2 separate regions of the Homo sapiens genome follow, and region 2 is linked to region 1. A link is a contact called in ENCODE Hi-C or POLR2A ChIA-PET data. All regions are on one chromosome and are shown on one strand. The core of a region is the stretch at or near the end of the contact, and the rest is flanking DNA. Distances in the headings are between cores, read along the strand shown.

Region 1 (5,264 bases), core at 2,435-4,934:
TCTTATCTTTGAAAACTTCTTGAGGATTAACAATATATTTTAATACAAAAGAGATAGTATTCAACCCAGCAGGATTTTACAAAAACAAATTATAGCTCTTTGTGGTTTCTGTTAGAGATTTACATAGTCTTACCATTTAGATTTCTTCTTCACTAGACTACGAATTAGAAGTAAATATTATCCAGGGCAGATGGTGTATCCTATTCATCTTTGTATCCCAAGAATATTTTAGCTGTGTCATAAATGATTAGTGAATAAGTAGCAATGCATGAATGCATGAATGAAAAAATAAAAATGGTCACTTGATTCATAATCCCTGGCCTTCTAAAAATATATTAACACAATGTCCGGTTGAAAAGAAAGTTCCAAACATTCCACCAGTAGACATGACTAGCAATAGAGTTGACCTTCATTATTTGTGGATTCAGTATTTGCAAAGTCACCTGCTCCCTAACATCTATTTTTAACCCCTAGCTCAATACTCACAGCACCTTCGCAGTCGTTCATGGACAAGTGCATGAACACAGTGACAAAAAGTTTGAGACACACTGTATGCATCCCCACCTGATGCTGAGCAAGGAAACGCTCTGTCCTCTTGTTTCAGCTATTATACTGTAAACAAGTGTCCTTTTCATGATTTCCTGATTTGCTGAATGCCATATTTTTCACATTTTTTGTTTGTTTTTTGGTGATTTCATAATTCAAAATAGCCCCAAATGTAGCGCTGAAGTGCTGTCCCATGCTCCTGAGCACAAAAATGTTGCAATGGATCTTACGGAGAAAATGCATTTGCTAGATAAGCTCTGTTCAGGCATGTGTTATAGGGCTGTTGGCTGTGGGTTCAACGTTAATGATCAACGATATATATTATATAAGATGTGTTTAAACAGAAACACACTTACAATAAGGTTATTTATTGATCAGGTGACAAAAATGTGACCAAAAACTCATAGGAATCTAACCCTGCATCTCCCCTAAAGCAAGGAATTATTTAATATTTGCTCCTACAGGGTTCAAGGCAACTTTATAGAATGCAACTGCAGTGAATAATAAGAATCAGCTGTGTCTGCATTTTAAAGATGAGAAATATGAGTCTCATTAAAATGAAGTGAATTGTACAAAGTTATAGAATAGGTTAGTCATAGAGCCAGCATTAAAACCCTGGCCTAGTTCAGTGCTCTGTCAGCTGTATCTTCAGTTCTGAAAATGCAATAAGAAAAGATAAAATACGGAATTCAGTCGGCCAGTGGCCCGCAATCCTCTTCTCTCGGTTCCTCTTTCCTCGCTCAAGATGGCGCTGCTCGCGAAGCGTTCTTGGCGTTGGGCGGCCGCAGCGGCTGCTTTCGAAAAGCGCCAGCACAATGAGATACCATCTCACACCAGCTAGAATGCCGATCATTAAAAAGTCAGGAAACGACAGGTGCTGGAGAGGATGTGGAGAAATAGGAACACTTTTACGCTGTTGGTGGGACTGTAAACTAGTTCAACCATTGTGGAAGTCAGTGTGGCGATTCCTCAGGGATCTAGAACTAGAAATACCATTTGACCCAGCAATCCCATTACTGGGTATATACCCAAAGGATTATAAATCATGCTGCTATAAAGACACATGCACATGTATGTTTATTGTGGCACTATTCACAATAGCAAAGACTTGGAACCAACACAAATGTCCAACAATGATAGACTGGATTAAGAAAATGTGGCACATACACACCATGGAATACTATGCAGCCATTCTGCATCTTTCTAATGACAAGAATATTCTCCAGCATAACCACAATACTATTATTACACCCAAGGGAATTAACATTGAACCAATAATATAAAACCCATATTCAACTTTCCCACTTGTTCCAAATCTTTTTTATAGTTGTTTTTATTTTGTTTTGTTGATGACGTAGGATCCAGTCAAAAATCATGAATGACATTTTATTGCCATGGCTTTTGGTCTTCTTCAATCTGGAACGATGTCATCTCCCATCTTTGCTTTGTCTTTAAAGACATGGATATTTTTTAAGAGTTTGTGTCAGTTGTCTATAGAATATGCCACAATATGGATTTGTCTGACTGTTTTCTTATACTCCAATTAAACATTTTTAGCAATAATACTACATAGGTTACACTAAGAGTGGACAAATAGCAATCCAAATTATTCTACTCCATTCTGTTCCCTGTAACATTAATGGCATCATCTTCAGCCATAACAGGGCTACACTCTGGGAGTAGATGACTGATGAGCTGAGAGAAAACAGATTCCTGAGGAATTCTGGATCAGAGCAGCCATATTTCCCTGAACTACAAATCTTTAGACATTTAAGTGAGAGATAAATTTTCATTCTCTTTGAGCCATTGGCATTTCCATTACTTTCAGCCAAATCTAATAAATAAATGAAATGATAAAATATAAAGGAGTCAGAAGAAAACTAAGTACGAAATCCAGTTTATGTAAACCCTGAACTTCTAGTTATATAAATTAATAAGTAAATTTATTACTTAAACCCGTTGGAGTTGGGGCTTGTTATAATGGTTGGTATGTCTTGAAAACATTCTATTTGACACACAGCTTTTATCACATCTATGAAAATGTATAAAAACACAGAAGAAACAAATCAAATAATAGATACCAATGATAAAAATGCAAAGAAAGATTTGTATAATAAATGAAAAAGAAATCAAAGCAAGAAAAATTAGTGACAATTGTATAAGAAAATGACATTTAGCACCTCAATTAGGTCAAAACATGTTTATTTCTCTTTTATATTATTAGTTACCTGTAGAATCAATAAAACCTGCAAGGGACCCTATAAATAGTTATCAAATAAATTGATTACTGGATTATATCAATATACATAAGAAGGGTAAAATTGCATTATTACTTTTTGTAGATGTACTAGAACATCTACAGTGATGGGAAAAAATCATGAGAAAAAAGAAGAAAATTAAAATGGTTGAACCAGAGATATGGGAGAACTAAGAGAAACCAATAGCTCTGGATATATTCTTTGAAATGTTCTTAACAGGTCATTCTGTATTTCTTGCAATCTAAGAAACAGATTCAAAATAACAGATTAATTGGTTTTGTGAAGCATTCTCCCCATTGGAAAGCCAAGAATGCTTGGAGACTCAGATCCTCAGAGAGCTTAAAGAGAGACAACAAACCTAAGAGAGGCTTCCTCAAGAGGGATCCACTATGTAGATAAAAAAGAAGATAAGCAAGTCACAAATGCCATCTGCCTTCACTGGTTATTTCTCCAAATAGAAAATAGAAAGACACCTTTGAGATAATATCTTCTGGAAAACACTGAAAGAGCCCCCAGAGGAGAATGAACCAAGGGCTCTTCAACTGCAAAAGGATATCAGTGTGTGGACTTGTATTTCTAATACACAACCTTGAATATGGCTGGAATATTGAATTTGTGTATATATTCAAGTGTATCTTTGGGTGTTTATAGTTTTATGTTCAGTGTATTTAGACTTTTACTGTTATCTGTAATAATGCCAATAGAATACATGATTTGCAACTTTAGATAAATCTGGCATCTGGGAATATTAGGCTATTCTTCTGTGCCTGTATTTTGAAATATAATTTGACAGTGTGTGAATTTGTGGAGTTTATGTGTGTAGTTTGGGGATTTTCATGTTTACAATGTAAGAGGACTAAGTTTGAAAGTCTGTAAGATGCAGAAATAAGCAATTAAGGAAGTTCTTGTCATCTTTTGCCTGAGCATGTTTTAAAACTAGAGAAATGCTCACCCCTCTAAATAGTTGAACTGTTTAATGCTATAGGAGCTTAAAAAGAGAGGATCTTTCTCATTTTTTTTCTCCTCCTTGAACACTGTGAAATTTATGGTAAAATGACAGAAAAAGAAGAAAGACTAAGTGAATCTGGTAACTAAAGAAAGAGCTGGAAAAAAGAAAACTAGAGGGCAAGAGGTGATAAGAGAGGTCACCTCTTATCAGACAGGAGACAAGTTGATGGAGAAAAAGATCTGCTATGAGGGAAAATTCTGTCTCCAGCCCTGCAGGAAGAATTGGAAAATCAGAAAAGAGTGAAAAGGGAGCTAGACTGACTTAATCTTCAGCCCAGGTAAAACTGGAAAGACAGTTTAACATGTTCTTTAGAATGATAGGCACTATCAGGAAGAGATGAAGTCAGGGATTCAGGCTCAGAGAGACAAATACTCATCCAGGATCCCAAGAGTGAGCAAGGGTGGAATATGGACTCCAGGCAAGGCTGCCTAATTTCAAAGTCCATGATATTCTAATAGAAAGGGAGATCTAGTGCTGCGATCAGATGCAGAGAGAGGTCATCTTTGCCCATTTCACGATTCCATAGTTGTGATTTTTCCTTGCCATTTCTTTTGTCTTCCAGTCAAAGGTATGCAGGCAGGATGAGTGCAAACACCTCCATGGTGACTGAGTTTCTTCTTCTCGGCTTCTCCCACCTGGCCGACCTCCAGGGCTTGCTCTTCTCTGTCTTTCTCACTATCTACCTGCTGACCGTGGCAGGCAATTTCCTCATTGTGGTGCTGGTCTCCACTGATGCTGCCCTCCAGTCCCCTATGTACTTCTTCCTGCGCACCCTCTCGGCCTTGGAGATTGGCTATACGTCTGTCACGGTCCCCCTGCTACTTCACCACCTCCTTACTGGCCGGCGCCACATCTCTCGCTCTGGATGTGCTCTCCAGATGTTCTTCTTCCTCTTCTTTGGCGCCACGGAGTGCTGCCTCCTGGCAGCCATGGCCTATGACCGCTATGCAGCCATCTGTGAACCCCTCCGCTACCCACTGCTGCTGAGCCACCGGGTGTGTCTACAGCTAGCTGGGTCGGCGTGGGCCTGTGGGGTGCTGGTGGGGCTGGGCCACACCCCTTTCATCTTCTCTTTGCCCTTCTGCGGCCCCAATACCATCCCGCAGTTCTTCTGTGAGATCCAGCCTGTCCTGCAGCTGGTATGTGGAGACACCTCGCTTAATGAACTGCAGATTATCCTGGCAACAGCCCTCCTCATCCTCTGCCCCTTTGGCCTCATCCTGGGCTCCTACGGGCGTATCCTCGTTACCATCTTCCGGATCCCATCTGTTGCGGGCCGCCGCAAGGCCTTCTCCACCTGCTCCTCCCACCTGATCATGGTCTCCCTCTTCTATGGCACCGCACTCTTTATCTATATTCGCCCTAAGGCCAGCTACGATCCGGCCACTGACCCTCTGGTGTCCCTCTTCTATGCTGTGGTCACCCCCATCCTCAACCCCATCATCTACAGC
Region 2 (5,295 bases), core at 1,686-4,185, 210 kb after region 1:
TGCTGGGATTACAGGCATGAGCCACTGCACCCAGCCAATGATTTTAAAACTGGAATACAGAAAGAGAAGAAGAAAGTCATGCTCCATCTTTATTATTTAAAAATCAGAACAGATACACATATTTGTTGTGAGCACTAATTAAAATATCCTTAAAGTTTCCTTACCTTGGAGTGGAATTATTTGCATATGTATACACATGATGCTGACTTTAGAAGAAAAGTTACAAGTTAAAACACGTTTGATTAATAAAAGAAAAAGAAATAAATTATACATAAATTTAGCTTTGTTGCTGAAAATCACCTCTCCAAACATAGAGTTCAGGTTGGGGCAAATAAAAAATTGCATAAAACAAAAAGGCTAAGAAATGGTACAAAAAACTCAGAGAACCACTACTTCACGTTTCCCAATAAAGCATCTTTTATATTTATAAAAGTTAAGCCTGCATATCTCTGCCCCCAATTGCAGCAGAAACACCTGAAAAAGAATGCCAGTCTGGTCTTGCTCTGACAATGGTTTTCTGACTGACCTTGAGCCTGTCACAACCCGTCTGGCCTCAATTTCATCAACTGTAAAATAAGAATAAAACTATTTGATATCTTTAACTCACATACTATTGTGAGAAATAAATACAATCATAGACAAATGTTTTCAGAATGTGAAAATGCTATAGGAACACACTTTTTCTCCAGTGGCTGGCATAAAAGTGTTGGTATGCTATACCACCAAGTCATTAGATATGAGTTAATTTCTGGATTACTGTTTCAGTAAGAATAAGCTCTACACAACTTCAGCAAGTGATGTTGGTATGTCATCCACAAAGTTCTATCACCCTATTCCATAGCATACCCCTGTTGAACTTCCCACATCCCTGTCTTCCCTTAGCTTCCTGTATCCAACCTCAGCGCAATAGCTCAGTTTGACCATTAGATGGTACCAGTTACAAGGCAAACTTAGGTCCCTTCAGAAACTGAGCATTTCTAAAAAGCAAATATTTTTTCAGGTTTGTTTGTAACTTAAACAACAAAAAAATCATTATTTTAAAGGCCATATGCTCACTGTGAAAATATATCAGGTGGTGTATGAAATAATAAGTAAATTATCTGCCGGGCGCGGTGGCTCACGCTTGTGATCCCAGCACTTTGGGAGGCCTAGGCGGGCAGGCAGATCACGAGGTCAGGAGTTGGAGACAAGCCTGGCCAACACAGTGAAACCCTGTCTCTACTAAAAATACAAAAATTAGGCCGGGCGCGGTGGCTCACGCCTGTAATCCCCGCACTTTGGGAGGCCGAGGCGAGCGGATCACGAGGTCAGGAGATCGAGATCATCCTGGCTAACACGACGAAACCCCGTCTACTTAAAAAAAAATACAAAAATTAGCCGAGGGTGGTGGCGGGCGCCTGAAATCCCAGCTACTCAGGAGGCTGAGGCAGGAGAATCGCTTGAACCTGGGAGGCGGAGGTTGCAGTGAGCTGAGATCACGCCACTGCACTCTAAGAGTGAAACCATGTCTCAAAAAAAAAAAAAAGTCAAAAATACTAATAAAAATACTAATCTCGTAGTTAACAGATTGCTGTGACCTAGAGCAAGTAAAGGTGTAATTATCAGCCTATAGGGGTTAGAGTGGCAAGAAGATGCCTGAGGGTGAGCCTACAGCCTAAAAGATAATAGAATACAAAGGCTGAAGACCTACAGGCAGGGATTCTTTGTCATTCATTCTTTCAGCAAACTTATTCTAATATGTATCCCTCACTATTCAATGCCCAGGAGGGCACAGGGAAAATAAGACGAAGTCCTGCCCTCACTGGCTAACATTCTAAGCACAGGTGCTGCACAAGAGGTGTTATGTTTTTTGGGGGAGCCAGACACAGGCCTAAGCACTTTATGTACCTTGTCTCATTTAATCCTCACATCAGCACCACGAGGTGACAGAATTATCATTTTGCAGTTAAATAAATTGATATTTCTTCATGGCCAGGTGCAGTGGCTCACGCCTGTAATCCCAGCACTTTGGGAGGCTGAGGCGGGTGGATCACCTGAAGTCGGAGTTCGAGACCAGCCTGACCAACATGGAGAAACCCCATCTCTACTAAAAATACAAAATTAGCCGGGCATAGTGGCGCATAGCCTGTAATCCCAGCTACTCGGAAGGCTGAGGCAGGAGAATCACTTGAATCCAGGAGGTGGAGGTTGCGGTGAGCCGAGATCGCGCCACTGCACTCCAGCCTGGGCAACAAGAGCAAAACTCCGTCTCAAAAAAAAAAAAAAAAAAAAGAGAGATTTCTTTAAGCTCTTTGCCTAGGGTCACAGGTCTTTCCACAGGACCGTAGACTAGAGTCAGATGTGTTCCTCAATCAATTAGGAAAGGGTGGTGCTGGAATTTGCATCTGAGTATTCCAAGCTTCTATATTCTCATATTCTGGAATGAGGATATTATGAGTCCTGAAACAACTCTAGAAATTCTAGGCTACATAATTATCCCTCCATAACGTGTTCTCTGCCAGAATAATAATGAAAAAAAAGTACTGTGGTGGCCAGACCCCAAGATGATTGGCGAAGTGAAAGTTGCCCAGTTCCAAAATGGCCACCACCGCACTTTCCTGGCGTCGGAGCGACTACGTAGTGACAGAAGGACCATCAGCAGGTGGGTGCTCACAGGGACTGTGCCAGTTGCCAAACTGGCCACCTGGGCCTTTCTTCTCCTGAGCAACAGCCAAGCAACATTATAGGCTTCAGGCCTACCTAGCCCAGGCTGGGTTAAAGCAGATAAACGAAGCGGACAGCGGAGGAAAAGCACGTAACCAAGTGCAGTGGGTCTGAAGCGAAAGGCAAGAAAAGCTCTGCCCTTAGGAACGGGGTGTCACTGCGCGGCTCGCAGGCACCTCTCTTTGACCTATTTATAATCTGCGCCTTATTCTCCGCCCCCAAAGGCTGCTGGCAACCAATTCTCGGTGGCGAAGTCGTGACGTCAGCTGTTGCGGGTCAGATTGGGAGAGCTTCCTGGTCCTTACCTAGCAAGATTCTGCCGCTAGGTGGCGAAAAGCGAAGGGGCCAAAGAAATGGAAAGAAGGCGAGGAAAAGCGGGAGAAGATGGGGAAGGAAAATGTATATTCTTGTATCATCCTACAGCTAGGCAAAAATATTAGGATAATGTGGCCTAACCTCCAGTTCTATGTTGGCTGGAAAATCCAGGAATGGGAAGCTCACTCCCGTAGTTCCCACTCATTCCCACCACGGTTGGACAGCTCTGAAGGAGGGAAAATTCTTTCTTTTGAGCTGAAATCTGCCTTCAGAGTCTTGCACCCAACTGTTCTACCCCACGGGGACCTACAGAACAGCCCAAAGCCTCTTACGCAGGACAACCCATAGCAGTTTGATTAAAATCAGCGCAAACCCATTCCCATTTGGTGAGGGGGGAGGGGGAGGGGCAAGCCTCAGTGCCTGACTCACTTGACTCACAAGAAGCTGAATGTTTTTCCTTTTGAAAGATAAAAATATTGGTGAATCTCAGACTAACAATAGGGAATACACAAAAATGGAAAAAATGTTGATAGATAAAATTTAAACCTTTGGTAGAACATAATTAGTTTTTTGTTCTCTACATTTTTCCATATCGTTTCTAATTTTTCTACACTGTATGTGTTACTTAAAGAAATAAACCAGTAGGCCAGGCGCGGTGGCTCACGCCTGTAATCCCAGCACTTTGGGAGGCCGAGGCGGGCGGATCACGAGGTCAGGAGATCGAGACCATCCTGGCTAATACGGTGAAACCCCGTCTCTACTAAAAAAATACAAAAAATTAGCCAGGCATGGTGACGCACCCCTGTAATCCCAGCTACTCAGGAGGCTGAGGCAGGAGAATGGCGTGAACCCGGGAGGCGGAGCTTGCAGTGAGCCGAGATCGTGTCACTGCACTCCAGACTGGGCGACAGAGCAAGACTCTGTCTCAAAAAAAAAAAAAAAAAAGAAAAAGAAATAAACCAGTATGGCCGGGCGCGGTGGCTCATGCCTGCAATCCCAGCACTTTGGGAGGACGAGGCGGGTGGATCACGAGGTCAGGAAATCGAGCCCATCCTGACCAATATGGTGAAACCTCGTCTCTACTAAAATACAAAAAATTAGCCGGGCGTGGTGGCGGGTGCCTGTAGTCCCAGCTACAAAGGAGGGTGAGGCAGGAGAATCCCTTGAACCCGGGAGGTGGAGGTTGCAGTGAGCCAAGATCGTGCCATTGCACTCCAGCCTGGGCAACAAGAGCGAAACTCCGTCTCAAAAAAAAAAAAGAAAGAAAAGAAAAAGAAATAAAGCAGTATGAAAGAGCAGCCCCTGGCTGCATTCACCACAGCACCCATGCTCACACATGCTACAGGCGCTCACTTGCTGGGAGCTGCCTCACATTGATTCGGATCAGTGTTCTCATTTCTCCGACCTACCTAGGAAGCATCTGGCTAAATTGATGTAAATTAGACATTTTATAGTCTATCGGTCATTGAGCCTCAGTGGAATATCTAGACCAATTTAAACACACAAATATTATGGGAAATAGGGCCACAAAAGTAGAAAAGAAAACGTGAATTCCTCTTTATATTTATGCCACTAGAGGGAGTTCCAGAAGAAAATCACTGCATGTAAGGGCTAATGACTGTATTTACTGAGTGGTTACTGTGTACCATTCACAGTTCACAGGGACTCATTCATGTCATTCTCATGATAACCCTGATGAAGTGGATGATATTATTCCCTCACTCACTAAGGAGAAAGCCAGGGTACAGTGAAGTATACAACTTTGTGCAGGGCAATTTATCAATATTTATTGAAATTACCAAAAAACATGCTCTCTGAACAAACTATTCTACCAGTGTAGAAAGCAGAGTAAACTTCATGGGTGAGTGACCAGGGCAGTCACACAAGGGCCCCATGCTTAGAAGGGATACTGTGTTTGGGTTCTAAAGCTCTGTGGTTCCTGTCTTGAAATTCTTAATAATTTTATCTTTCAATTTGTGTCTTATAATGAAGTCCGATGAGAAAGCAGAACATGGGCTAGAGACTTTTGGAGCCTGGCTCAAGCGAGGTCCTGCTCCCCATGCCTCCCAGCCTCCCCAGGACTGGTTTTCAGCTGCCGGCTCCACCACCTTCTGTGCAGGCTCGCTCCCAGCAGGGGCCTGGGAACAGTGGAAAGGAGGGGAGCGGTCAGGCATACACACCTCCCTTGCCAAATGGAAGGCATGGCCCTAGGCACTTGTGAAGATCTGCACTTCCCCCTAGGTACTCCTGTGCCTGGAGTGTGACATTAAATTAAAA

The links. A loop is a pair of places that touch in the nucleus more often than their neighbours do. ChIA-PET counts read pairs that join two places held with the same protein, here RNA polymerase II (POLR2A).
Region 2: a map of K562 shows a loop between it and region 1 (4-fold over the local background). The contact joins the enhancer-like site here to the promoter of OR10C1 in region 1. A Hi-C loop is called at or near these places in 1 of 168 maps with a recorded cell type or tissue (K562). POLR2A ChIA-PET finds 5 or more read pairs at or near these places in 1 of 52 experiments (activated T-cell).

What each region holds. Positions count from the first base shown.
Region 1 is chr6:29,435,622-29,440,885 of GRCh38, forward strand. It overlaps OR10C1 (olfactory receptor family 10 subfamily C member 1), which reads left to right and starts at 3,685. Exons shown (of 1, transcript NM_013941.4): 1 at 3,685-5,264. The coding sequence starts at 4,395. The region is part of intron 1 of OR11A1 (olfactory receptor family 11 subfamily A member 1); the gene reads right to left. RefSeq lists an enhancer at 4,853-5,264.
Region 2 is chr6:29,647,221-29,652,515 of GRCh38, forward strand. No RefSeq gene overlaps it. Among named protein-coding and RNA genes, the nearest start is that of MOG, 7.2 kb to the right of the region's middle. RefSeq lists an enhancer at 1,352-1,972. Within about 2 kb of position 2,936, at least 33 of the 41 ENCODE cell types and tissues checked have a DNase peak (open chromatin) inside an H3K27ac peak, as active enhancers do.